Linked DNA regions of Homo sapiens: all the other regions are linked to region 6. A link is a loop called in an ENCODE intact Hi-C map of the cell type or tissue named here. Cell type or tissue: IMR-90. All regions are shown on one strand. Region 1 has its middle 64 kb from the start of LINC02172. Region 2 has its middle 71 kb from the start of LINC02511. Region 3 holds the start of LOC107986314 (a long non-coding RNA gene). Region 4 overlaps LOC105377444 (a long non-coding RNA gene). Region 5 has its middle 330 kb from the start of NOCT. Region 6 holds the start of PCDH18 (protocadherin 18). Region 7 overlaps SLC7A11 (solute carrier family 7 member 11).

Evidence for each region. Peaks named below come from ENCODE experiments on the same cell type or tissue, not always from the same donor. Only the 100,000 strongest peaks of a DNase experiment are listed, where the experiment ranks them.
Region 1: a loop joins it to region 6, with 5 times the contacts of the local background. A loop is called at or near these places in 6 of 110 quality-filtered maps.
Region 2: a loop joins it to region 6, with 5 times the contacts of the local background. A loop is called at or near these places in 17 of 110 quality-filtered maps.
Region 3: it touches region 6 in a loop (7-fold over the local background); 7 of 110 quality-filtered maps call a loop at or near these places.
Region 4: it touches region 6 in a loop (6-fold over the local background); 14 of 110 quality-filtered maps call a loop at or near these places.
Region 5: a loop joins it to region 6, with 8 times the contacts of the local background. A loop is called at or near these places in 3 of 110 quality-filtered maps.
Region 7: a loop joins it to region 6, with 4 times the contacts of the local background. A loop is called at or near these places in 2 of 110 quality-filtered maps.

Annotation. Positions count from the first base shown.
Region 1 is chr4:137,607,359-137,611,358 of GRCh38, reverse strand. No RefSeq gene overlaps it. Among named protein-coding and RNA genes, the nearest start is that of LINC02172, 64 kb to the right of the region's middle. In IMR-90, a CTCF peak has its summit at 205; a DNase peak (open chromatin) is centred at 1,508; H3K27ac peaks cover 1,643 bases.
Region 2 is chr4:137,282,200-137,286,199 of GRCh38, reverse strand. No RefSeq gene overlaps it. Among named protein-coding and RNA genes, the nearest start is that of LINC02511, 71 kb to the right of the region's middle. In IMR-90, a CTCF peak has its summit at 2,285 (motif pointing left); no DNase peak of the experiment used is centred here.
Region 3 is chr4:137,662,062-137,666,061 of GRCh38, reverse strand. The region is part of intron 2 of LOC101927414 (a long non-coding RNA gene); the gene reads left to right. It overlaps LOC107986314 (a long non-coding RNA gene), which reads right to left and starts at 591. Exons shown (of 3, transcript XR_001741842.2): 1 at 476-591. In IMR-90, no CTCF peak of the experiment used is centred here; a DNase peak (open chromatin) is centred at 1,811; H3K4me3 peaks cover 284 bases; H3K27ac peaks cover 3,539 bases.
Region 4 is chr4:137,703,600-137,707,599 of GRCh38, reverse strand. LOC105377444 (a long non-coding RNA gene) reads left to right here. Exons shown (of 2, transcript XR_939236.1): 2 at 244-395. Among named protein-coding and RNA genes, the nearest start is that of LINC02172, 160 kb to the right of the region's middle. In IMR-90, no CTCF peak of the experiment used is centred here; a DNase peak (open chromatin) is centred at 2,069; H3K27ac peaks cover 2,581 bases.
Region 5 is chr4:138,679,060-138,683,059 of GRCh38, reverse strand. No RefSeq gene overlaps it. Among named protein-coding and RNA genes, the nearest start is that of NOCT, 330 kb to the left of the region's middle. In IMR-90, a CTCF peak has its summit at 1,868 (motif pointing right); a DNase peak (open chromatin) is centred at 1,869; H3K27ac peaks cover 149 bases.
Region 6 is chr4:137,529,425-137,533,424 of GRCh38, reverse strand. PCDH18 (protocadherin 18) reads left to right here and starts at 931. Exons shown (of 4, transcript NM_019035.5): 1 at 931-3,823. The coding sequence starts at 1,337. RefSeq lists an enhancer at 903-1,022. In IMR-90, a CTCF peak has its summit at 2,163 (motif pointing right); DNase peaks (open chromatin) are centred at 874, 2,104 and 3,004; H3K4me3 peaks cover 4,000 bases; H3K27ac peaks cover 3,707 bases.
Region 7 is chr4:138,174,032-138,178,031 of GRCh38, reverse strand. All of the region lies in intron 11 of SLC7A11 (solute carrier family 7 member 11), which reads left to right. SLC7A11-AS1 (SLC7A11 antisense RNA 1) reads right to left here. Exons shown (of 7, transcript NR_038380.1): 6 at 3,425-3,560; 7 at 1-2,371. Among named protein-coding and RNA genes, the nearest start is that of LINC00616, 45 kb to the right of the region's middle. In IMR-90, a CTCF peak has its summit at 2,330; a DNase peak (open chromatin) is centred at 2,471; H3K27ac peaks cover 880 bases.

The DNA.
Region 1 (4,000 bases), 78 kb before region 6:
ATGGGGGTTGCTACGTGGAGTGTGCAAAGTGAAAATTGCTATATAGACCACATGCTTTTACAAGTGGTAGCATCTGTCCTGTCCAGCCCACTACCACTGGACCATCCCATACGTAAGTCTTCAATAAACTTGATGTCTCTTTTGCAGGCTCTGGGTCTCTTTCTTGGCCTCTCAGACACAGTGCCATTCCTAGTGGAGCCAGTAGGGGTCCAACATGACAGGGTCTTTAAATACTTCTTTAAAATCTAGCATTTATCCCTTTGATTATGTATTTCTACATAAAACCTTTAAAATCATTTTAAATCCAAAAGAAGAAACAAATATTTTCTTTTAAAATGATGTTAATAATCCCTTGAGCAGATACTTTTCCTTATGAACATGCAGATAGATGTTTACATGGCTATTTGTCAGTGCCTGAAATTTAAACATATTTTATCTAATGGGGAAAATCAGTCACACTAAGGAAATTTAAAAGTGAAGGTAAGCTTTTATGGTAAGAGTCACATCAAGATTTCGTGCAACTTTTGCAGGCACATATTTTCACTGAACTAAAGTTCATGCAGTGAGACACATCTGAAGATAATTTTTTTTAAAAAAAGATATTTCTTCTCTCCACTTTTTTCCCCAAAGTGTTTACTACTTTAAATATTTTTAATATCATTCTACTCAAGCCACTTGGTTAATGGCGGTAACTATCTGGAATTGTATGCTAATGATTTACTGGTTTATGGCGATGGCAAAAAACAAACAAAAACTGCTATATCATTAATTGCTTCTTAACACCAAAGCCTGTTGGAGCAATATTCCTTAAGCATCATTTTTATTGCTGAAAAAGAATATCAATATTCTATGTATGAATGTATGTGCTACAGTATAACCTGTACTTTTAAATCTCATCTTTAATGTGTTGAAGCTAAGCTTTAACTCTGGATTAGCAGATATTTGATGTCTCAATAATTGAAAAATTTTTATGCCTACTAGCCAAAAATTATTTTTTCCTTAGACATTGAGATAAGAAACAGACCAACTCCAGAGAATTGAAATTATTAAGTCATTTAGATTCATCCAACTTCCACCCAAGCAGCAGCCATTCTAGACTAACAACTTCCTCCCTCCTCCACAGCCCGCTCCTACCTCCTCCCAGTAACTCCAAACTAAAAACAGATTTTAAAAATATAAACCAATACTTTGGGAGGAGAGTCTTTTCTCATATAATATAAATCTTCTAGAAATGTTGGAAAGGGTAGTTCATGAGAAGGAGAATTGTTTTTCCTGGGCTTATAGATTTTAACGTTAAAACGAAAGCAGAGCAATTACATTCTTCATAAAATTACAATTTAGTGACTTCTGACCTTTTCCTCATCCGGTCCCCAAGTATTCCTCATTCCAATAGTAATAGCATTAGGGGGAAAAAAAGGCCCACATTTACAAGAATTTAGCTTCTGGCAAGCATCATTTTAAAGAATTTACTTCCTGGCTCATGGTTTACATGACCTGTCTTTGGTTGCTTATTTCTTTCCTTCCACCCTTCCCCCCTCCTCTTCAAAGCAAGCTGCATTTTAACTATTGCATTCACTGCTGCTTCCTGCCTTTTTTGCTTTCTATTTTCATATCCATGGGAATGGAATCTGCTCTGAATTATCTGGTCAATATCTCCTCATTCCCCATCTCCACCCACCACCGCTGTTACTGCTACACCAGCCACTTTTGACTTAGAGAAAAGCTAGCATAATTAATTCAGAAATAAAAATGCATTATAAAATATTAGCTGATGCTATAAAGACACATGCCCACGTATGTTTATTGCGGCACTATTCACAATAGCAGAGACTTGGAACCAACCCAAATGTCCAACAATGATAGACTGGATTAAGAAAATGTGGCACATATACACCATGGAATACTATGCAGCCATAAAAAATGATGAGTTCATGTCCTTTGTAGGGACATGGATGAAATTGGAAATCATCATTCTCAGTAAACTATCGCAAGAACAAAAAACCAAACACCGCATATTGTCACTCATAGGTGGGAATTGAACAATGAGAACACATGGACACAGGAAGGGGAACATCACACTCTGGGGACTGTTGTTGGGGGCAGAGGGGGGAGGGATAGCATTAGGAGATATACCTAATGCTAAATGACGAGTTAATGGGTGCAGCACACCAGCATGGCACATGTATACATACGTAACTAACCTGCACATTGTGCACATGTACCCTAAAACTTAAAGTATAATAAAAAAAATGACAGGCTTCAAATATTCTCTGGAATATGTCATCTGTAAACTAAATATTGGACTTGATAAAAAAATAAAATAAATAAAATATTAGCTGATTAAATCCCTTCAGTATTCCTTCTTTTTAGAAGCTGTTAGTGCCAAAGAAAAACTTTAATTATGTTGATATCTAATTTTGGGGGGGATGGGGGGGGCAAGTACATAAAATATATGGTCCTACTCTTAAAAAATTATTTTATCTTATTTCTATTGCTAATTCATACTTCTTGTACTCCATTATTTTAATAACAACAACAAAAAAACTCACTCAAAAGTTACATGTATGAGGAATCAAATTTCCATTATTTGTTTTACCAGGAAATGAAAGAATGAACTTTTTGGCAAAAATTGAGGAAAAAAATTTGTTAGCAGAGGTAAATCTCAGTTTATACTATGCATGTTTGAAACTTGAAGAACAACACACAAGAGAATTACACTGGAGAATGTGGAGAAACTTTTTAGTTGTTTTACTTTTAGGTAAATTGGATTCCTAATTTCTCTAGTTTAAGAAAATTTTCAATTAAATGTAAAATTACTACCTTTAAGAACATTCATTCAAAAGAAAAAGAGTAACAAAAATTAGCCTGGAAATCATGTTTTATGTTATCTATATCAATTTTTTTTCAAATTAGAGTTTTAAAAAACACCTGTTTTCAATATGGTAAGTCAAATCATGCTCCCAGTTATTAGACAATTATGCTCCCAGACTCTGTGGCTCAAAAGTAAAAGCAGACACCAGAGCCCATGGCAGGGTGAGGGAGCAGTCACTGTGTCCTTAGAAAGTGTTGCAAAACCTGTTTTTCTACAACTAACTAAAATAACAGTTCCTGGAAACAACTGCAGCTGAGAATTCCCTAACTGACTATAAAAGAACCACATGGCACAAGCCAACCAACCACCAGCCACCTGGAACCAGCCAATTAAGAGAAAGTGGTGATTTGGGGCTTAAACGCCATCCAATTAAGACTCTGTTCTACACTCCCCTGACTCCCCCTGCAGCTTTTGCCTTTATAATCTCTAACTTTCCAACCCCCAACCCCAGAGTGCATCATTGGTTTGCACCAAAGTCTGTGTCTCCCCAGTCTGCAGATTGTTTTAAAAAAGTAAAGTTCTCCTTTTTCCTCCAAAGATCTCATGGTCTTTTTTGTTAACAGGTATAATAGAGCACAATTGTTGTCACTTATTTAATGTATAAAAAGAAAGTAATGCTTTCCTTATTTTAGTTTTGTTAATATGATCAGTCTCCACTCTTGGTCTCTGCCCTTTATGGTCTATTTTCTTGTTTCTATTTCTGCTATCCGTGGTTGATTATCTTCACAATTTTCCATTCAAATTCCAAAGAAATAATTCCAAATTCATATGTGAATAACCCAACATATTACCATTTTTCCTCTTACTCATGATTTTCTGTGCAAGACGCTACCAGATTTGCTGACTTAGATACCACTGTCTGGTAAAATTGGTTGTCACTTTTTCCAAGGGATATCCAAGGGATATCCAAGGGATATCTCCTTCTTCAGTAGGTTTTTCAGCAGTGTAGTTTCCCTTAAAAGACTTGGTTGGACATAGCAATTTCTGAAGAGGACAGATTTTGAACAGTGGAGAATCCGTGGTGGGGGCTGCAAATAGTTTTTTGAGCTGAAGCAAAGGTGTCCTGAGAAGAAAAATGTTGGAGATGAGACTAGAGAAGCCTCATGAAAGGCCTCACATGTGATGATG
Region 2 (4,000 bases), 250 kb after region 6:
CCTCCAAAACTGTGGAAAAGTAAATTTCTATCATTTAAACCAACCAGTTGGTGGTACTTTGTTATAGTAGCCCTAGCAAACTAATACTATATGATAGATAATTATGAACATCATTCATGAATAACTATGCAGAAAAGAACATGGCATCAAAGACCATGAAGCAAAACTTACAGAAAATATGAGGATAGTTATAACAAACATTATTTTAGTTCTTTACTGAAGAAATATCAAATAATAATAAAGACATTTATTACTTAAATAATTTGACAAATCATCTTGATTGTAGATTTTTTTCTAATGTCTACTGAACAATCACAAATAATAACCATATATAATCGGATTCAGAAGAGAAGGGGAGGGTGAACTTCGGAAGAAATAGCTTCATTATAAATGGAGGAGATGAATGTGCTAATGGTTGGAGAGGAAAATAGCAACAAGAGAGATTGCTTGCTTAAACAATTGTGCTTTAAATAATAGAAATAACATCATGAGAATAATCTAATAGAAATCAATTAGCAATATAGTGGAAAAGGAGAAGACCTACCCGAGTCTAGTGCATGAGTAGACAAAACAGAATGTCATCTAGTATAAGAATGAGCAGCTGGTCATTGCTAAGAGTGCAGAATAATAGGAATGAAGGCGAGTATATGTGACGAGTATAGATGTGGTTATTAAAGGTTGCTGATTGTCTCTTCTGATTATTTTTGTCTTATCAGTGAAACAAAGTGAAATGATACGCTGAGTGAAGGAGATTTTGAAGATGTAAAGAGCAGAAAGATGAATGAAATAATCACCCTCAGGGTTAGGAAAGTGAGTAGCTTAGGAAAAGTTGTAAGTTTGCCAGGGATAATTAAGGGCTCACTTGAGTTTGGTGAGGTGAGACTCATGAGCATGATTGTGTGTTTCATCCCGGTCATGTCCAGATGCTAATCTGTTTGCACAGAGTAGGTAAAGATTTGGACTTAACTAAATTTGTGCGATTGTTAATTTTGGTTTTCCACAATGTGGTATTCTATTATTTGTATCAAACAGAAGATCGCATGTGTTTCAATTCATCTAATATCTTGATAAAAACTGGTCTCAAAAGTTTTCTGTGCAAAAAGGAACTGGGGAAATGACAGATAGCAATGGGAGAAAAGCAAACTGTATGTGCTTTAACATTTTCCATAAGTATAGATTACCTGTGTGATTTATAAAGTGTCATAAGTGTGTTTATAAATAATTTGAATATAAAATAACAAAGTTGAATGAAGCAAATTTTACCTGTAAGATTAATATGAAATTTTACTAAAAAACACAGGAGTAATAGACGACAATAAACTAAGTTTGGGCAAATGATTAAAAACGGCTACTAAAGCCAACAAATAGAACAGTCCAACTCAAATCTAAATATCAGAGTCAGTTTTAAGATAACTATAGTGTTTATATCATGAAAAATTGTTATTTTCCACTTCTGGAAATGTACATGCATATTTAGCTGTCAGATTTTAAGGTTGTGTGTACAAAAGCTTGTTCAAGGGATATATAGCCAGTGATTAAAAACAAGAGTGACTAAACCTTAAAGAGAATGATGTATAGGAAGTTTATAAAATTTGCAAACTGAGCCTTATAGTTTCAATAATTTTATGAATAGTAATTGTCATTTGTTGAGTTGTATCACAATTCATGACATGGCATAAGTGCAAAGAGAGCATATGTGGTAAATCACTTTGCCTCCTTGAAGTGGTAGAGACATGTATAAAGGGGAAAAATTGACCATCATTTGGGTGCCTTTAAATTTTAACTTTCTTATGTTGTACATACACATAACTGAATAAATATATAATTTCAGTCTTTACACTTTAAAATTCTTTAATAAATCAGAATTTCATAAATTAGAAACATGCTAAATGGATGTATGCAAATACAGTACAGTGTTACACATATTGTTGGCATTTATTGTATACTTCCTTGTTAGACCTAATGTTCATTTCTCCCCAAATGTCAATCTTAAGATTATTGTGCCTTAGGTATCATTACTTTTAAACATTAAACCTCATGATGTCTCATAGTTTTCTTCTTGAACCAGGCAGTTATATCTCTAAAGACAAAAAACATACAAACAAACAATTTTTTCTCTTGCTTTGGAGTTAGATCATCTTAACATTTAGTAGTCTGTTTAAATTACACTGACAGTACCTTGGGGAACAGGTACCTGATGAGTAACTTTACAACTGTAATAGCCCAAAGAGAAAGGAGCACATTCTGTTGATTGGATGAGTCTAAGAGAGACATCTGCTGGCTACCTTTGAATAGCTACTCTGAGAAATTGTCAGAATCTGTAGTCCTATTTTTTAATATATAATTAGGAAAAAGAAAAAAATGGAGTAAAATAATTGAGGACACTTACAGAATTTAGTTTATTCAAATAAAGTTGATAATTAGACTATAACCACAAGTTCATAGTTAGACAAACAAGTAGAGGCACTTTAGAAAAATGCTGTAGACGTGCTCATTGATAATGAAGGTCCTTCTTTTAAATAAGAGGATATTATAGCCGCATATCATGTACATAAAGTAATATTAAGTAAATCATTCTGAAACTAATATAGTATTTAGCTGGGCAAAATCGTTATTGCAAGTGAAAATCTGAAAAAAGTGACAAATAACAGAAAACATTATAAAATGTTATCCTCAGATATTAACCCATAAAGTTTTACAATGGTCACACCTTTATATACATATTGGTCTCATAATACCTTTCCTTTTTTCAACTCTATTTATTTATTAATATAAATGGTACTCAAAATGCTCATAAATATTATTATGCAGATTTTTTCTACAATCACCATTTCCAAAGACATCAAGGAGAAGGGGGTATAATTTAAGCAATTTAATCTGTTTGCCACACACTGCCTTATACATACATTGCTTTTAAACAATCCATATAAACAAAAAATTAAACTTCAACAAGTAAAGCAAAGAATGAAAGGCATTGAAAAAAGTAATGTCTCATACACAAGATTGAACATTGGAATTTTAGCCACTTGAAAAGTCTTTCTCTTTCTATATGAGTTAAATAAAAATAGCCAGTGATTATATGTTCAGAAGTGGTTTATTCCTTTGACCAACTTTGCAAAACATAGAAGACTGAACTCAATCTCTTACAGCAAATTTCTTTTGGTTAAAACTAGTGACTTATCTGGCCATTCGATCTGAATCTTTCTCCTATTGGCACTATTGCTGCATTGCACGTTTGATTCCTTTCCTCTGCAGATGAGTTACTACATCAGTGACCTTTGTTTTGTTTTAAAGAATTGTGACATTTCTGTGTATGAGAGTAAGAAGTACCAAAGGCATCTTCCGAAGACCTTCACTTTTTTCTTGTATTAATATCAGCTTCAGTCATGCGGGGTTCACCTAGGGAACATCAATTCTTTAGCTACCAAGGCCTCATGTCCCTTTTCTTTTTCACATGTTCCATAGAAAACACATTTTTTTTGCACTTGTATGCCGTGTGACTCATAAATAATTTCATATTTCAAAAAATTGATCTGAATATTCTTATAGATAAGCAAGATTTTTTTCCCTGGCTTCACCTAATATTTTTTCATTCTTCTTCCCTTCATTCAAATTATCCTTAAGTTAAAATAGAATCATTTTATTAAACTTAACTTCCTATGTTGTTTCAAAAAATTTTTGGAAAAAATGTATTCTGACTAGAAATAGAAACCAATCATTTTCACTTACACATGAAGAAATTGAGATTCAGAGGGAGTAAATGCTTTCCCTGAGGGTTGTTTATTTACTTGGTTTTTAAAAATTTTCTTGTTTTTGTTTTGTTTAATATATTGCTCAGGCTTGCTTTTTATATCATTTTGCCTTTTAAACATTTTTAAAAATTATGTTCTCTCTTAATTAAAGAAATCTTAGATGTTCACTGAATAATTATGTAAGATCAACTTGGAAATCGATGTTAATTTCCAAAAACTATTCTATATCTCCAACTTTATTCTTCTTT
Region 3 (4,000 bases), 130 kb before region 6:
AGATTATGACAACTGAGATTTTAAAATGATGGTGAAGCCAGGCATGGTGGCTCATGCCTATAATCCTGACACTTTGGGAGGCCAAGGTGGGAGGATTGCTTGATGTCAAGAGCTGTAAAACAGCCTGAGCAACATAGCAAGACACTGTCTCTACAAAAATAAAATAAAATAAAATAAAATAAAATAATTTTCTGGATGTGGTGGGATGTGCCTATAGTCCCAGCTACTCGGGAGGCTGAGGCAGGAGGATCACTTGAGCCCAGGAGTTTGAGGCTGCAGTGAGCCGTGATAGCACCACTACAGTCCAGCCTAGATGACAAAGTAAGGCCTAAAAAAATAGAAATAAAAAAAAGATGGTGAAATGAACTATAGTAATGGTCATAACATCAGCACATCCTGTGAGTAAGTTACTCTTCCCATCTTCATTTTACTGATGTGGACGATGAGAGACAGAGAGGTTAAATAACTTACCTACCATTACGCCGGTAGCAAGAAACACAGCCAGGACTTGCACAGAGGGAGTTTGAGTCCAGGGCCCTTTACTGTTTCTCTGATAAAAGATAGAGATAAATCATAGATCCAAGTGAGATTTGTAGGTAAGATTGGTAGGAATTCGTCACTAAAAGGATACAAAAAGTGAGAGAAAACCACAGGCTATATATGTAGATTTGGGAATCATCATCTACCTATGGAAGAGAAATAGAAAATATGTGCAGCTTAGAAAGAAAACAACATCTAAAAATGATATCCTAGAAAACCCCAAGATTTAAAGTCTGATGGAAGAAGTGGAGCCCACAATGATGATTAACCCAGAAACAACAATGTCATAGAGACTGAGGAAGGATAAGTTTTCAAGGAGAGTGCTGCAAACAGATCCAAATTCTACAGAAAGTATAATAAATACACGGTGAAAACTGCCCGTTGTTCTTTGACTTAATAACAGGCAGTTCATCAATGACCTTGCAAACTACAACTTCTGGGTGGTAGTTGAGGTTTGATTTAATTAAATCTAATAAGATCTAGTCATAGGCTTGAAACTGAGCCTTATGAATTCTATCTTGGACGGTAGCAGGCTAGAATAGGAGGAGTGTAACTACGGACCTAGAGCATATGCTAAAAACAGGTATCATGGAGGAAAAAGAAGAGATTTGTTGGGAGAGAGAATGAAATATCAGGATAAAGCAGGTAAGGAAGTATTGAGTAATATTTTGAAAAAGAAGAGAGATATAGAAGATCTAGAAAGTGGAAAATAACTGATAAAACGAAAATACATTGAAGGAGCCAAAGGAACCATGACATCTGAATTATCTGAGAAACTTGTAGTGCTGAAATTTATACCATATGGGATTGGTCATACATTGTGTCTTCTCTCAAGGATTTATCACTTTTGAAAAATACATTCCATTCCTTTTCAGTCTTTGTACTGTCTCATTGGTGTCTCCAAACAAGGTCTATCCTGAGAGAGATTTTTTTGTGCAGAGAATAGCACTGATTCTCTCTCTCTCTCTCTCTCTCTCTCTCTCACACTTACTCACTTTCTCTGTCTCTCTGTGTGTGCTAAAAATGTGTGCGGTTATATGAAAATAATTTAAATTGTGAAGGTTAGAATGAGGTGCTGCATTTTATAGCATAACCTTTAAAAATAATAATTATTTGAAGTCTGTTTCCAGAGTTATAATGGTTTGAGCCACACTGTTTTCTAAATACTCAAATTTGGTATGCAGCTTTATGACAGGAAGTTGGCTTTCAGAGCAGGAATGTATGTAAACAAAGAAATGTGGCTCACAGGAAGGTTTAGCTAAATCAAATCCCGAAGGCTGCCTCCATTCTGAGCTTCTTTCTGTATCTTGATTATTTGCAGATGCTTTACATGAAGTTAGAGATGAAACCCAATAGTTAACCTCCCTAAAACTCCCAAGGCAATTCACAGTTAGCCCTGAGTGTTGACCAGCTAAACTAAACAATGAGAAGGAAGTAGGAAATTTAATGCCATCCTGCTTCAAGATGCATAAAGTACTTTTTTCTCTCTCAGGAATCAAACCTCAAGACTAAACTTTTCAAAAACAGACTAAAAAAAATCAACTAATACAACTGCCTGGAATCATCACTATAAACATGAAGAGTTGAAAACTATTTGTTCCTTAGACATTATTACAAAATCACATGCCTGCTGAGCTTCAAGTCCTATTGTCTTGCGCGAAGTGCACAGTTCTGCCTTTCTCGGCTGTAAAAATGCTAAGATACCAGGAGTTATAAATTGTCTTATATAATAAGTCATGGAAACTTTACAGGACAAAGTAGATAAAAAAGAAGAGAAAGATTTTTTGTCAGCTTGAAAACTCTGTCTTTATGAATGAAAACAAAACGTTACCTAATTTCTTCAGTGCTACCCAGTACAAAGATGTAACCCTAGTCTCTTGAAATCTAGCAGCTGCTTTATTTTTCCCAAGCTAAGTAATTGGAGGGAAGACCCAGGAAAGTAAAACTTACTGTGTTACATTTTTGGAACTCTGGTTGTAAGCATGCCTTGTGCTAATGAAACAGTAGAGAAGCAAACTGTGGGAGAGCATGCTGGGAGAGGCCCAGCAGAGGGGCCCTGGGCAGAGGCCACACTCTCACTTCCCAGGCAGTGTGGGATAGGATCCTGCGGGTGCCCACCCTAGAATTAACCCTAGGATGGATGCAATCAGGATTCAGTTTTGTTGAGACTGCTGCAGAGAGGATTTGTTACTTGAGACCATATACATCCTGGAATTCTGCTGGAATAACAGGTAAACTCTCAAGAAACTACCAATGCCCAAGGCCACTGCTCAGAGTGAGCTGCCATATCTCTACATTGAACCTGTAAACAAAATACTAGAACAGTGGGGATGGGCAGTGGGTGGGGAGAGAGAGTGGTGTGTTGCAGCTGTCAGATAAGAAAGGATCTGTGTTTTCCTTCTCCTTCTCCCCTCATCAATAACTGAGAAGCTGGTATCAAGAAAAGAAGACAGGAAGAAGTGTGAGAGTCACATCAAACCCATCCTATCTTGCAGCCATTAGAACTTCAGCTCATATTTAACTGAAGGAAAAAAGAATATATTTTAGAATATGAAATAAATTTTTTAAATGAATAGAGATAAGTAAAAACTAAGATGAGACTGAATAATTGAAAGTGAATGAACATAAGGAGATTGGGCCAAAGAATTATTAACAAATATAGTTTTTATCCACCAATAATATGAGCTTCAATATTGCATAGATGTGGACAGTTACTGAAAAAAAAAACAGTTTTGTGTTTATGACCAGTGATTTGAGATTATTAAGTAAATTCATTACATAAGACATCTCAGTTTTGGAAGCAATAGCTGAAACTCTTTATGGCATCTTATTTTTTTGTTTTCTATTTATTGACATTGAAAATATTGACTTCTTTAGTCCCAGATAGGTAATGCTTTTCTATGTCTAGATATTTCCTGAATTTTTTGGGAAAATCGATATGGATATTATCTCTTAAAATTAAATGTGCTGCATTTCTCAGTGTCAGTGTTACAGCTTTTTCACTCCTGTTGTTCTGCGAGTGGGAGGGAGCGTTGCAGCTCTTTCACTCTTACCACCAGTGAGCTCTGGGTTCTCGTCCCATGACAAAGAAGACTAAGGCATGCAGACAATGGACAGTGAGCAAGGCAGAGTTAGATTCATTAGGGAACAGAAAAGCTCTCAGCAAAGAGAGGGGACCCGAAAGAGGGTTGCAAGCTATGAAGCTGAGTCCAGGGGTTTTTATGGACTGGGAAGAGGGAGGAATGTGCTGACTGGTCTGAAGGCCATCTTGGAGAAAGCACCTCTCAGAAAGAGGTATGATAGTGAAAAGAACCAGTTGGAAGCAGAGGTAAAGGCTTGGCCCAAGACTTCGGCCTAGGACCAGTCAGGGGCTGTAATGAAGGCTTGGCTGGGACCTTGGCCCAGGACCAATCAGGGGCTGGAGTGATGATTCACCCTATGTAAATGAAGATTCTCTCAG
Region 4 (4,000 bases), 170 kb before region 6:
TCTATAAATCACTCTTTAAGAATATGCTGTTAACTTGGCTAATTATTTCATGTGTATTGTTTTTACCTCTTCAAGCCTAATTTACATACTTTTTAAGACTGATATATGTCATACATATCCTTTATTTTTGCAAACTTCCATTATATCTAGCACAATAATGACAAAATGATGTGTGCACAAAAATCCTTGTTGATTGATTGATTGAAATAATTGCATACTATCTTTTTTTGTTGTTGTCATTAGCTGACAGAATCAAGTTTTAAAGATCCAGTTAAATGCCTGGCTATCAACTTGCCAAGAGCTGATCCAGATGGAAGCCATCATCCTAAGAGTCAGACAACTCATTAACTCTAAAGGGACTGCCATGTATTAAAAATTCTCTTTATGGATTGTGATGAGTTGCATTGTTTGATTTATTCTTTTGTATTCAAACTATATTTATGGTGTATCTAGAAATAAAATTACCTTTAAGATATATTTAAAATTTTTCACACACTTTCCTAGAGTTGTCATCTTAATTTACTATTAAAAAGTTGGTTTTTTAAAATCATATGACTTTAGCCAAAACCATGTTCTACACAGTGCAGAAGTGGAATGATATTAAGGAAACTAAATAATAGTTAGTTTATTGAGACAACTATATTCCTTATTACAATAAATGGCCAGGTAACAAGTTAGCTTAATTGGAATTGTAGCAGTATTCTATTTTCTAAACAGTTTTATTTCTTTATACATGACTTTAAATTTTATATATATGTAATATATATAATAGAGTAGATAACTATGAGTTTAAAATTAAAGAAATATTATAAAATCAGCCCATATCTTTTTTCAGAATGCTCTTAATATATCTTTTGGAATAAATGGATAAAGTTAACACATCTAAATTTTTTGTTATAAAATTTTGTTTTTCATATTTTTATATTTTAAGGCAAAATAAGGCATAATGAAGATTTACTTTTCATCTGACTTTGAAATTATTGTTTTGATTGCTTGTGTTCTTAATTCTCAAAGATTTGCCTTCTCACTGATTTAACCTTTATTGATTCTTTTAATTCTCAGTTGTTTTATTTTTACTTTGGGAATAGTTTTCATTTTTTTTTTTTTTTTGCTCTTTCTCTTCCCATAGACTTATTTATTTCTCTGTGAAGGCAAAGGTAGTTGATTTCCCATAGCTTTCATATTGTTTCTTTTTTCCCACCCTTTATATTTTTCTGGTCCCCTGAGTCTCCTCCACCCCGACTACACACCCCACACTTGCTCTGCATTTGCCTCAGTAGACTTCAGAAAATTGTGTATGTCCAATACACGCATGCACACACACACACACACACAGATACACACACCTAATTATTGGGTATGAAACATCCTTTTGGTTTTACAGTGTTTCTCAATTATTACAACTATTACTATATTTTATTTTTTAAATTAAGACTTTATTTAATTCTACTTTTAAAAAAATGGAAAATGAAAAGAGAGAGGAAATTATGCCTCCATAGAAGGGTAGGTTTGTCCAGCTATGGCCTTTGGAGGAGGCACAGCAAAAGAGGGTGGAGAATGGCAAGGTTAAAATTTGTGTTCAAACTTACATATTGGCAGTTTGTCATGCTACTGATGGGCAAGTATTTGGCTTTTTAAATATACTTATCTTACAGTCTGTTTTTTGTTTTTTTTTTTTTTAGAAGAATAAAAGGCCTTACCTATTCAGGATTTGTTATAAAAACTGAAGCTTCAATAAAATTGATAATTTAGCTACTTTGAGTTCGTATAGATGGTAGATGGTGGCCAACCTTGATAATTTATGCAGTTAAGCAAATACTTTTATTACTGCAAGTGTAACCGGGACTCATATGTGCACATGAATGTGTTAAATTTTGAGGATCTCCAGGCCTCTGTTGAAGAATGTTGAGTAATTCCTGCTGTCGTAGGGCTAGTACTTCCTCTTCAAATGATACCGGTCAGCAGAGATCAGTGCTATTTTTTGCTCTTTGGTGGTGATCCAACAACATAAAAAGAGAACATCTGGATTTTTGTCAGTTCCAGTCATGCTGAAAAGATCTCTATAGTATGTGTTTGTTTTTACAGATTCATATACATTCTCCAAATGTTATTTTCCAAGGCAGCCACATATCAAAACCAGGAACTTTATCTCATTTATTGCTAAAACTAAACAAAGTGTCTTTTCAGCTCCCATGCAAAGTTCTAGCCCTGTGAATCAAGTCACTTTTCAAAACACATGTTTCATGCTTGATGTAACTCTAACTCCTCTTGTTCTTGGGAATCATGACACAACTTTGAGAAACCCTCTAAAAATGTCTGTGTTCACTGTTTAATGATAATTAACAGCTCTTAGGTAGGTTATTTTTGCAGTCTTTGGAAAGAAAAAAACTTAAAAAAGCAATTAATAGTTCTGAAGTAGTTACCATCTCAGAAGTATAAGGTCATAGTTTTATTAACAGAGAGGTTGGAAAATATGGAGAAATAATGAAATGTTCTCTTCTTGTTTAGGCAGTCAATCTTAAATCTAAGCAAGTCAAAAGAAATTTCTGTTTTTCTTTTTTTTAAAGTCTCAAATTCTTCGCTGATTTTTTTAATGGTTTTAATTTATTTTTAAATAAGGACAACTGTTTAACATAAGTGAGTTTGCCAACAATATGACTGCTTCTTCTCCAAAAACTGAAAAGAAATAACCTTAATATTGATAATGGACTTACTGCCTAGAGCTATGTTTCACTCAGTGCAGACTAAGTCAGTGTGAAACAGAAGAAACCAAATTTAAGTGCTTTTTAACACACTTCCAAATCCCAACAAATGGATTGCCAGCTGCCTTAGTCCATTCAGGCTGGTATAACAAAATACCGTAAACTGAAAATAGCTTATAAGCAACAGAGATTTACTCGTCATAGTTCTGGAGGCTGGAAAGTCCAACATCAAAGTACTAGCAGATTTGATGTCAGTAAAGGCCTGCTTCCTGCTTCATAGATGGCACCTTCTAGATGTTTCCTCACATGGTAGAAGAAGCAAGCTAGTTCTCTGGTGTCTTTTATAAGGCCACTAATCCATTATAAAATGTAAAAGTGAAAAAAATCATCTCTGAATGGCCCTACCTGCTAATACACTGATGATCAGTATACTGATGATTAGATTTTGATATATGAATTTTGAGGGGACACAAACATTCAGATTGTAGCACCAATTTAAAGTTCTTAATGTTTGAACATGAACTTAAAACACATTTCAGGTTTTTAATTTAAATCACAAATCTAGAAAGAAATAGATTTTAAATTTCTCTAAGTGCTCAGCCCTAACATGAAATGTATTATTAGCTATCAGTAAGTGATAAATAATAATATTTTCCTGATATATCTGAATATTTTTATATGCCTTTAATAATTTTGCAAATAAATATATGCACCATTATTTAAACATATCTAACATTGTTTCTTGTCCACATGTCTTAAAAACTGACTTCATTTTGGCCAGGAGCGGTGGCTCACACCTGTAATCCCAGCACTTTGGGAGGCTAAGGCAGGTGGATCACGAGGTCAGGAGATCGAGATCATCCTTGCTAACATGGTGAAACCCCGTCTCTACTAAAAACATAAAAAAATTAGCCGGTGGCGGGCGCCTGTAGTGCCTGCTACTCTGGAGGCTGAGGCAGGAGAATGGCGTGAACACGGGAGGTGGAGCTTGCAGTGAGCCGAGATAGAGCCACTGCGCTCCAGCCTGGGTCGACAGAGCGCGAGACTCCGTCTCAAAAACAAAACAAAACAAAACTGACTCATTTTCAGATTTTATTACTCTTACTTTCCTCTCAAAATACTATATAATCACTATATTTTATGATATTTAAATTAGTCAGACTGTCACGATGTCTCTAGATTGGGAAGAATATCCCAGTAACAATGTGACTGAGATTATCAGGTTCTATTAACATTTCACCTGCCGCATGCCAAACACATATGTTAACAGAGGTCCATTTGAATCCTATGTACCACTG
Region 5 (4,000 bases), 1.1 Mb before region 6:
GATCTGCTTCTCTTTCTCTTTCTGCTGGTGACTGAGGGATGCTGGGTGGATCAAGCGGAGCAGGCAGACCCTCTTTAAGCCGCATGCCGATTCCTTTAGGCAGAAACACAAGCCTTTCTCCATCCCGCGCCCTCTCCTCCTGTGGTGCATTCAGGCGATAAAGGGGAACAATGAAATGCAACCTGTTGGTGCTGGCATCTGCTCAACGGCTGTAGCCTGTGTGGAGGCAGCTGACTGTGCTGGCACCTCTGCCTGGGCTTGGCAAGACCAGAGCACACACCATTCTCACCACAGCCTGGAACGGGACCCGATGACAAGTGGCTATAAAATGATGATAGAGAGAGGCAGGAATCATGGTCCAGGAGAGGGAGGGGAGCAGGAGGCAGCACCAAGAACAGCCATGCAGTTTAGAAGAGGTGAAAAACAGGGAAATGTTAGTTGCTTGCATTTTTTTGTTGCTTTCTTTCTTTTCTTTTCTTTTCTTTCTTTCTTTCTTTCTTTCTTTCTTTCTTTCTTTCTTTTTCTTTCTTTCTTTTCTTTCTTTCTCTTTCTTTTCTTTTTCTTTTCTTTCTCTTTCTTCCTTCTTTCCTTCCTTCCTTCCTTGTTTCTTTCTTTCTTCTTTCTTTCTCTCTCTCTTTTTCTCTCTTTCTCTCTTTTGCTTGTTTTAGTCAGGTTGTTCTTGTGAGGGCAGAAATCTGTGTAGTAATCTTAAGGCTGTCTTCTCCTCTGATTTAGTGGATGCTTCTGTTTAATGAATCACTTCATGCTACTTACTGATGGGGCTTTCAAAGGAATGGCTTTGCGGTAACAAGTACAATTAGAAATTATCATCAGCAATTACAAGTGATACTCTTGATTTTGGTTGGCTGTGATCATTGTTTATTGGTTGGGCAGGGCCTTTCCATTATCAGAAATATCCTTTTAATTTTGGAGAAAATCAAGGAAAAGCATTAATTGATATGTTTATTTTTTATAGCTTTATAATGTTTGAGAAGTTCTGAATAGGAAATCTTCTCAATGGAAATTTAAAATTTTATTAAGTGTTACTCAATGGCTCTCAAAATTCAGTGTGCACATTACCCGAGGAGCCTGGAAAATGCAGAATTCTGGGTCCTATCCCCAGAGTTTTGAATTCAATAGATTTGGGTGGAGTCTCCAAATTTGCCTTTTTAACAAACTCCCAAGTTACCCTGATGCAGGTGGTAGGGATCATGGTTTGCAGAAAACTAGATCATATGCCTGGACTTCTCAGCTAATTATGTCCTGATTAGCTCTACGGCCAACCCCTCCCCACGTGTTTTCATTTGATATAATTTTCTCTAAGCTAGTTGTTGTGTTTTCATGCATTTCGGGAAGGAGGCTTCTGAGAGTGCGGTGTATCGCCTGCATTGTTATTTTCAGAGCTTTTGGTCTTAGGTTTATTCCCAGTACAAAGACTGAAGGATGATCTGAAATCAAATACATTTGTCTGGGAGTGGAATGTCTGTTAGACCCAGGCATTGATTTCCTTGAGCTTGAGTTCTCAGTAAATGTCTTTCCAGTGAGAATTCCAATCAGAATTCTAAAGGTTATATGAAATAGGATTGATTTCTGGGCTTCCTCCAGGGAGATTGCTTAATTTTTATAAGCAAAATTAACTCACCACCACGGCTTGTTTTGTAATCAGCACACAGTTCATATTTTAGGATAAAATGCTCTGTTGATTAGTGTGTGAAACAGGTGATCCAGAAAATATCTCTGTGCTGAGAATCTTTAAGGGAGAAATATTTGCACTCCAGAGGATGAAAAGATAGCAAAACGAAATCTAGGCAGAACTAGGAGAGATGCCCGATTTCTACAGGTGCTCTCACACTATTCGACCACCAGGGGGCAGCATTGCACTTTGTTTGGAAAACGGTCTCTGTGGCTAGCAGCCCTTTAAAGGAAAATAACATCTAAGTGAGCAAAGCTAAAAACCAGAACATTAGCAAGAACCAGAAAACCAACAACACAGAACCCAAACTCTCTTTGTTATAAAGTGCCGTCTTTGCTTTTCTTGGTACACGGGTTTTAATATTGTAGTATTAAGACTCTCCAGGGCATACTTTATCGGTCCATTAATACATACTTAGGGGTGGTGGATGATTCAGTGAGATTATTTTTCATTTTTCTTACTTTTTGTTTGCTTCTCTCATCTCATCTCACTTGTCCTTGTCTTTGTGTCAAACAACTACTGTCCTGTATCTACTTCTTTCAGAGCAGAGATAGGCCCAACAGCTGGCTGCACCTTGCTATTGGCTGATCATTTTGTGGAGCTGGGTGGACGTGTATAGATCCTGGCTGGAAAGCTCTCTCCTTCTTGGTGTAAAACCAGGTTCACAGTGTGCATAGTTCTGGGAAGTTCCTGGGGATTATAGTTATTTTTAATGCACCCTCACAAACACTTTTATAGGAGTCAAGCTATCATATTATAGAAAGTGATGCAAAATAAATATATGCTAAAATTTTGTATTTTTAAAATTGACTCATATGATTAATGGATAAAGTGTGGTTGAATGAAAGACCCAAGTATGAGTGTTAGGAATGTGATTTCCGCCAGTCCGGGGATCATGTCTGTTTGTTCAGAGATGATACATCAAGCTCCTAGAACTGTGCCTGGCATGGCAGGCACTCAATTAATGTTTGTTGAGTGAATTAATGAATTTAAACACATGTTATGACCAGCTCCTCCTTCCCCTACCTGGGCTTTGCGTTTGAGCAATGATTAACTTGGGAACTAAGGTAAGGCTGGGGACATTTACTTGGCCTCCTTGCCTGTCTCAGTCACTGTCTCTTTTATTTCTGGGGGTAGTGGAAGTAAAATGACCGAGAGTTTCTTGAAGGAAAGTCCTAAAATCTATTATTTATTTATTTATTTATTTATTTATTTATTTATTTATTTTTTGAGACGGAGTCTTGCTTTGTCACCCAGGCTGGAGTGCAGTGGCATGATCTCGGCTTACTGCAACCTCTGCCTCCCAGGTTCAAGTGATTCTCCTGCTTCAGCCTCCCGAGTAGCTGGGATTACAGGTGCCTGCCACCATGCCCCACTAATTTTAGTAGAGACGGGGTTTCACCATATTGGCCAGGTTGGTCTTGAACTCCTGACCTTGTGATCCACCGGCCTCAGCTTCCCAAAGTGCTGGGATTACAGGCATGAGTCAGCGTGCTCAGCCCATATCTAATCTTTAAGAACAACTATAAACCCTAAATATTTTCGTTTCTCTGAAATGTGCATGTAACGTTGCATACAATTACAGCATTAATGCTGCCTTTTTAGGGGAGTTTCACTAAGACTAGACTTGAAGATTTCTCGGTACTAATGCCCTTCTATGAGGAAGCCCTCCTATTTTGCTTCCTCCTCCCTTTTCTTCTCTTGCAAGAAACAGTCAGGTTGAGAAACTTGACTTTGAACAGGAGCAGGGCAGGGAATAACAGGCACATGAAGATTAATTACCCTCGTTGGAATCCAGCTTGACTGGGCAAGGTGAGACAGTTCAATTATTTAATCATGTTGGTGCTATTGGCTTCCAAATCCTTGAGTGCCAGGATAGCCCTTCCTTTCCATTTAATTTACATGAGGAATTGCTCCTCAACTCGCTGCTCTCAGCTGAACCCTCCGGCAGAGGGAGAGGAGCAGTCGATTTTGGAAGGAGATGATCCCATCTCTGTATCCTCTTGGGCTGCATTTGTGAAGAGTTCTCAGCGCTTATTTTGGAAGCTGCCAGACTACTTGTGTCTCTCCTGTCCCCAGCAGGCTGCTCCGTTCCGTGTGTAATGGAAGCTTTCTCCCTTGCACATGACTTTTTAAGGCTTTCTTTTGGCTCAAGAATGTCTACCCATTGAAGCTACAGGTCAGAGCATGTCTTAGAGCAGAACATGCTAGAGCAGCACAGTCCAATAGAATGTTCTGTGATGATAGAGATGTTCTGTAACTGCCCTGTCCGGTGTGGCAGGCAGTGACCAAATGTGGCTATTAGCA
Region 6 (4,000 bases):
TGCCTTTTGGTAGAAATTGGCATGCTAAAGCTTGCAGTGTCTTTTACCCAAGATAAATAGGATTTTTTTGAAGTACAGGACAAAGAAATATTACAAACAATTTTGCCCAAACTCAAGGAAAGAAATCATACAAGGTAGAACTATATTGTTAATTAGTTCCAAATTCTGAGGTGTTCCCTTAAGTCTTGCTAATTAAGAGAAATGAAGAGTGCAAGATAGCCCTTTTTTTATCTTCAAAGAATAAAGATGAAAGAAAACAGAAAATGAAACCTCTTTACTTGCTCCGTTCTTTAAAAACAGAGCCCCAAGAAAATCTGCTTGTGCTCCTGGAAGGAGAAAGGCCCAAGTATTTACAGAGGGAGTGGGGAAGGAGGTGGTCTGAGAAGCATAATTAGAAGCAAGTTTTCAAATTGTATTAAATTCCTCCACCAACAAAACGCACTTAGAGGTATTTTAAGTTAAACTAGCACTTAAGGACTATGAAAAGCAAGATGATTACATGTCTGTGGCAGAAGAAAGGGCAATTAAGAAAACAAGAAGAATTTAACGTGCCATATAAATAAAGGCGACCAGAAGTTGATTTAAAGTTTTTCTTCTGTAATTTGTCTCCCCTTTGTCATGGCACGCTCAGAGAAAGTGAATGCAGTAGATTGAAAGGCGGAGGGGGAGTGGGGAGGAAGAAGGAAGGAACAGGGAAGGACTGGCTCCCATCTCCTCCCCCAGCCCCCACCAGCCCATCTCCCCTTCTCTCCCTCGCGCACCCACCCCCGCCTTCCTCCTTCTCCGTCTCTTTCTCTCTCCCACCCTCCACTCTCGCCCTCCCTCCTTGGGTGACTCCATCAGCTTTTGATTTGGAAGCACGCTGATTGGCTGGAAGCGATTCAACACACGCTGGGCAAGAGCTTTGTCTGAGTTGAAGTGAAGTTGTACAGATTTTAGACTGGAGTCAGCAATCACGGGTGTTTAGTCTGCAGCCGAGCAGCTAAAGGGAGAAAGAATCGCTCAGGAAAGACACACTGCAGACTCCACCGGCACCCTGCAATAGATGGATTCCGACTACACAAGGGAGAAAACGCGGAGGTGACACTCTCCTGCCTGGAAAGAGGACGAACGACCAAACAAACGCAAGGACTGGACTCCATGCCGAAGGTATCTGGAAGTCGTGACACGGTGTGTATAAAACAAAAGTTTGCGAGCTGTTAATTGCTGTGCTGTGTTATTAAGAGACGCTTTCAAGTTTCAAGTACCAAATGTAGCTTTACGTTGCCAAAGGAAGTTGAGGCAATTGCTTTGCTGTTTTAACTTGCTCTGTGAGGGAAATCTCATAAACTGACCAATGCACCAAATGAATGCTAAAATGCACTTTAGGTTTGTTTTTGCACTTCTGATAGTATCTTTCAACCACGATGTACTGGGCAAGAATTTGAAATACAGGATTTATGAGGAACAGAGGGTTGGATCAGTAATTGCAAGACTATCAGAGGATGTGGCTGATGTTTTATTGAAGCTTCCTAATCCTTCTACTGTTCGATTTCGAGCCATGCAGAGGGGAAATTCTCCTCTACTTGTAGTAAACGAGGATAATGGGGAAATCAGCATAGGGGCTACAATTGACCGTGAACAACTGTGCCAGAAAAACTTGAACTGTTCCATAGAGTTTGATGTGATCACTCTACCCACAGAGCATCTGCAGCTTTTCCATATTGAAGTTGAAGTGCTGGATATTAATGACAATTCTCCCCAGTTTTCAAGATCTCTCATACCTATTGAGATATCTGAGAGTGCAGCAGTTGGGACTCGCATTCCCCTGGACAGTGCATTTGATCCAGATGTTGGGGAAAATTCCCTCCACACATACTCGCTCTCTGCCAATGATTTTTTTAATATCGAGGTTCGGACCAGGACTGATGGAGCCAAGTATGCAGAACTCATAGTGGTCAGAGAGTTAGATCGGGAGCTGAAGTCAAGCTACGAGCTTCAGCTCACTGCCTCAGACATGGGAGTACCTCAGAGGTCTGGCTCATCCATACTAAAAATAAGCATTTCAGACTCCAATGACAACAGCCCTGCTTTTGAGCAGCAATCTTATATAATACAACTCTTAGAAAACTCCCCGGTTGGCACTTTGCTCTTAGATCTGAATGCCACGGATCCAGATGAGGGCGCTAATGGGAAAATTGTATATTCCTTCAGCAGTCATGTGTCTCCCAAAATTATGGAGACTTTTAAAATTGATTCTGAAAGAGGACATTTGACTCTTTTCAAGCAAGTGGATTATGAAATCACCAAATCCTATGAGATTGATGTTCAGGCTCAAGATTTGGGTCCAAATTCAATCCCAGCCCATTGCAAAATTATAATTAAGGTTGTGGATGTTAATGACAATAAACCTGAAATTAACATCAACCTCATGTCCCCTGGAAAAGAAGAAATATCTTATATTTTTGAAGGGGATCCTATTGATACATTTGTTGCTTTGGTCAGAGTTCAGGACAAGGATTCTGGGCTGAATGGAGAAATAGTTTGTAAGCTTCATGGACATGGTCACTTTAAACTTCAGAAGACATATGAAAACAATTATTTAATCTTAACTAATGCCACACTGGATAGAGAAAAGAGATCTGAGTATAGTTTGACTGTAATCGCTGAGGACAGGGGGACACCCAGTCTCTCTACAGTGAAACATTTTACAGTTCAAATCAATGATATCAATGACAATCCACCCCACTTCCAGAGAAGCCGATATGAATTTGTAATTTCAGAAAATAACTCACCAGGGGCATATATCACCACTGTTACAGCCACAGATCCTGATCTTGGAGAAAATGGGCAAGTGACATACACCATCTTGGAGAGTTTTATTCTAGGAAGTTCCATAACTACATATGTAACCATTGACCCATCTAATGGAGCCATCTATGCCCTCAGAATCTTTGATCATGAAGAAGTGAGTCAGATCACTTTTGTGGTAGAAGCAAGAGATGGAGGAAGCCCGAAGCAACTGGTAAGCAATACCACAGTTGTGCTCACCATCATTGACGAAAATGACAACGTTCCTGTGGTTATAGGGCCTGCATTGCGTAATAATACGGCAGAAATCACCATTCCCAAAGGGGCTGAAAGTGGCTTTCATGTCACAAGAATAAGGGCAATTGACAGAGACTCTGGTGTGAATGCTGAACTCAGCTGCGCCATAGTAGCAGGTAATGAGGAGAATATCTTCATAATTGATCCACGATCATGTGACATCCATACCAACGTTAGCATGGATTCTGTTCCCTACACAGAATGGGAGCTGTCAGTTATCATTCAGGACAAAGGCAATCCTCAGCTACATACCAAAGTCCTTCTGAAGTGCATGATCTTTGAATATGCAGAGTCGGTGACAAGTACAGCAATGACTTCAGTAAGCCAGGCATCCTTGGATGTCTCCATGATAATAATTATTTCCTTAGGAGCAATTTGTGCAGTGTTGCTGGTTATTATGGTGCTATTTGCAACTAGGTGTAACCGCGAGAAGAAAGACACTAGATCCTATAACTGCAGGGTGGCCGAATCAACTTACCAGCACCACCCAAAAAGGCCATCCCGGCAGATTCACAAAGGGGACATCACATTGGTGCCTACCATAAATGGCACTCTGCCCATCAGATCTCATCACAGATCGTCTCCATCTTCATCTCCTACCTTAGAAAGAGGGCAGATGGGCAGCCGGCAGAGTCACAACAGTCACCAGTCACTCAACAGTTTGGTGACAATCTCATCAAACCACGTGCCAGAGAATTTCTCATTAGAACTCACCCACGCCACTCCTGCTGTTGAGGTAAGATCATAAACCGCATCAATTCATTGCAATGTTAGGTGTTAGTGTTCAGGAATTGTGTTTACTAGTTCTTAAATGTTTTCATTAATAAGTAACAATACTAATACTGTGCAAATTAAGTAGGATACAAGTTACATTGTGAATATGTAGCAAAGATGCACACTTTAGCATACTGTT
Region 7 (4,000 bases), 640 kb before region 6:
AAAGTCAAACTCAGGCAGTTTTATATTTTAGGAGAATCACCCTGGGGGTTATGAGGATGGATTAAGATAGGTTGGGGCTGAAGACAGAATATTGACTTTGGTGGTTACTGCAGCAATCCTGATGAGAATTGAGGGGGATTCTGAAGACAGGCAGTATCAGCAGGGTCTGAGAGAAAGTGAAACATACTAAAAGGAAAAATCAGCAAGACTTGGTGACCAGTTAAACTGGGGGAGGAGAAAACATAGTAGATGACTAGGTAGGAAGGGTGCTTATGAATAGCCTGTGTTGAAAGCATATCTCTCTGTCAGAGGCTCTCCTGAGTCCTCTCCCCTACATGATCATCTCAAGCAATCCTCAACAAGGTTGATGTGTGAGGTGCTATTATTCCCAAGTCCAGATGAGAACACCAGAGCTCAGGAAAATGGAGAATTTATTTTTGAGTGTATGTATTTTAAACCATAGAACTAGGAATTGAACCCACATCTGCTGGACTTCTAAGTTCATGCTCTTTCTAGACTGGATCCCTTGTGGAAGTGGGGGGGGCGGAGAGAGAGAGAGAGAGAGGGAAAGAGAGAGACAGAGAGAGAGAGGGAGAGAGAGAGACAGAGAGAGAGAGAGAGATAGGTAGGTAACAAATATAGCCAGAAGGGCAGATCTATTCTCGCTGGTGAATGTGGTGAGTTTAGAACATAGCTTTCATACTTTTTCTTTGTTTTAATTTACTTACTTTACCATAATTAATTTTTTAAATTCCAGTTAAAAGTTTGGGGAGATTTCTGGTTAAATTATTAATAAATAATGCCAGTGTTACTAAAAAAACAAACAACCAAAAACCTTGATATGCATATTGAATCTCTAGTGTGCTGTGCAGACTCATTGAGAAGTCAGTCCTTTAAAGCAGAGTTTTATTAATACCTTTTATTAGCATTCAATTGGAATTTTGCATCTTTAGATCTTATACTAATATTTATATCTGGATTTTGTTTCCCCAAAGAAATGTTACTATACAAATGAGGTGCTTTATGGCTGACACAGGCACACTGATTGCCTTAACTGAGTATTTAATCTCTATTTCTTCTCAGATCACACTAGCTTTCTGTGGAATATTTTTAAGTTTTCTGTGTTCTAGACACTAAATATAGAGCCTGTTCTGAGGGAAAAGGGATCTTATTAAATACCATTTACCATTAGGGTTGCTTTATTCATTGCTAACATTTAGGATAGATTAGCACTCATCGCTGTGAAATCTGTCTGTCTCCCATACTAACCAAGACAGTTAAAACCCCTGAGCAGCACAGAAAATTAAGAGAATTGAGGAAGAAAGAGCTGGTGGTCCTAGAGTTAGACTAGAAGAAAGGGAGCATGATGAAAGAGCAAAGCCATTGTTCGATCCCACTTTAGCAGGCATTTTGTTCCTCCTGTTTGGAGTCAGCCAACTCTAATAGTTCTTTCCTCTTGCTAACAAGCACGTGTGTACTTTGTATTATTTCTTTGTCAGTTCATCTCAACAAGCGGTTTTCATGCTTGATCCTTCATTGATGTCTTTTGGTGTTCATGTAATTTTAAAGTTTGTTGCTATTTTTCTATCTCTAATGATGTTTTGAACATTTCCAAGGCCTCCAAATTTAGTGTTAGCCATTTGTGAAACTAGCAGCAATGGAGTAGTCCCATAATGGTTATTTGGTTCTCAAAAATGCCATTAAGTCTTACCAGGGAGCATGGCAATTCTGCTTTTAAACTGCGATCATTGTAACTCTTTATCTTTATAGCTGCCTTGAAAGTGAGTAGCAAAAAGCAACAGTCCTCCGTAATTTTGTTTGATTTTTCTCTGAGGCAGCATTCTTGTAGTAAAATAAAGAAAATTCATAATATTTATTGCTGCAATAGGAAGTATTTTCTTAGCCTTTGGCCAAAACAAAACACTCACACACAGACGCACAAACAACAAAATCCTGAAGCAGCGCCCTGTCCCTTCTCCCAACTACTCTATGATCATTTTGTTAGAGAGAAACTCAATGTGAACTTAGAGACCAAGAGCCTTTGCTTGGAGCAGTTTGTTCAATGATTTAATATCATGTTCTTTCATTAGGTAAAATTCCAAAACCTTTATATTATCATTTATTTTTACCCTGATAATGCATGAGTAGATCAGCCCTGTGAAAATGATAGTCTATCAAAATGCATTTTACCTAGGTTGTTTCCATGAAAAATGAGAGGTAACCAAATAGCACTCGGAAAATGGTGAAAGGCTGCTGAGAACTGACAGCCAGGGAATGTTCAGAATCCAAGGAGCTGAGATTTTCAGAGATTTGATAAATCTCTCCAGCCACAGGATGCCAGTATTGAACCACTTTTTGTTTGATAGCATTTCTAGGGAGAAAAGAAAACATGCTCTTAAGGGAATGGTGAGATACACGGAAAGCTTTTTTCTGCCATCTGTGACAGAGTGGTTTATTCTTCTGGTGGGTTAGTTATATTATTTATTTACTTATAGAAACACAAGCTTCTCACGCGAGGAAAAAGGGGCGGATACCCCAATGACATATGCAAATACACAAAGATAGCAAGACCTGGCAAACCTGGGCCAGGACTCACAGCAGCTGTTTTACTTGGCTGTCTCTATTTAGCAGCCAAACCTTGTCACGGGGTTGAGTGAGGTGACTGGAAGTGGGTCCCTCCTGCTCAGGGAGAGAGATAGAGGACAGCCTTATTTAAACAAAATCTTTGATTATAAAAAATCAGACTGGGAAACACCAGCAGAATGACTGTAATGCATCTTTGTGGACAGTGAGTTTGCAACTCCAGAGTCCTAAAAGCATATGCTGCATACAGTGGGTCAAGATAACTTCATTTATGTTAAATCACTGACAGCTGAATAATGCATTTAACAGACTGTTCACAAAGACTGCAGTGCAATATGTAAGTTAATTAAGCTTGCCTACATTTCTTAGGGGTCCAAACTATCTTCATTGTAAGAATAAAATGAGATCATGCTTGTGAAAATATTTGTAGCCTTAAAAAAATACTATTATTCTTATGAAGACTTCCAGAAAAAAAATGGCCTTGTGCCACATCACAAATGTGGCAATTTTTGCTGTAGTTCCCATATTGGTACCAGGTATGGTTGGGTAAATCAAATTTTGCAGGGTCAGTTGTTGTTTCAAATTATTTCAAGAATAACTACTGAACATGAAAGGTAAAGCTAAAAATACTACAACTGTTATTTGGTCCTGTACCTTACAGTTACTGAAAACACCAAATGCAGACTCATTAACACACCTTTATTTAAAGAAAGAGTACCGCGGGTTGATTATCCTTAAAGCCGAAAGACTTTTTCAACATGGATGTAGACATGACAGTTGAATGCCACATACTCTGCAGCTTTCCCCGGCAAGCAGGAAGCTTCCTTAAAGACATACTTGCCTCTCTTGAGCACTGCTGTCTGGTCCACTGCTGTAAGATAATCTAGAAGGAGAAGTTGCTGTGACTTCAACAGGTACTCATGGTCAAAATCAATTACTCTGCAGAAGCCTTCATTACGATGAAAGTCATTCAAATCCTGAGATTCCAAGAGAGATCACATAAGAAAGACACATTGGATATTGTCAACAGGGCTGATTAAACACAAAGGAAGAGGAAAGATAGCAGAAAGTGTGCAAAACCAGAAGAGAGATTCTATGGCCATGTGCTGCTACTGAATAACGGACCCAAACCAAGCTTTTAGGAAGGAGAATGACACATTAGGGAAGCAGCAGGATCTAAGTTGCTCCTCATTTGTCTGAATGGAGGCAATGTTATGACATGCGGAAGCAAGATGTCTAAGATAGCAGACATCTGGGGGTCCCTGAATATAGAGAAACATTTTTGGAAAAGGCTTTCATGTTGGGTGTGGAGGGCAGTCATGGAGATTAGTTCAGGAGGCTATGGGCAGGAGGATCTCTTTGGGGAGACAGGGCTGTAGATGATGTCTCTTTAACATCACTGCTTTACATCTGGCCA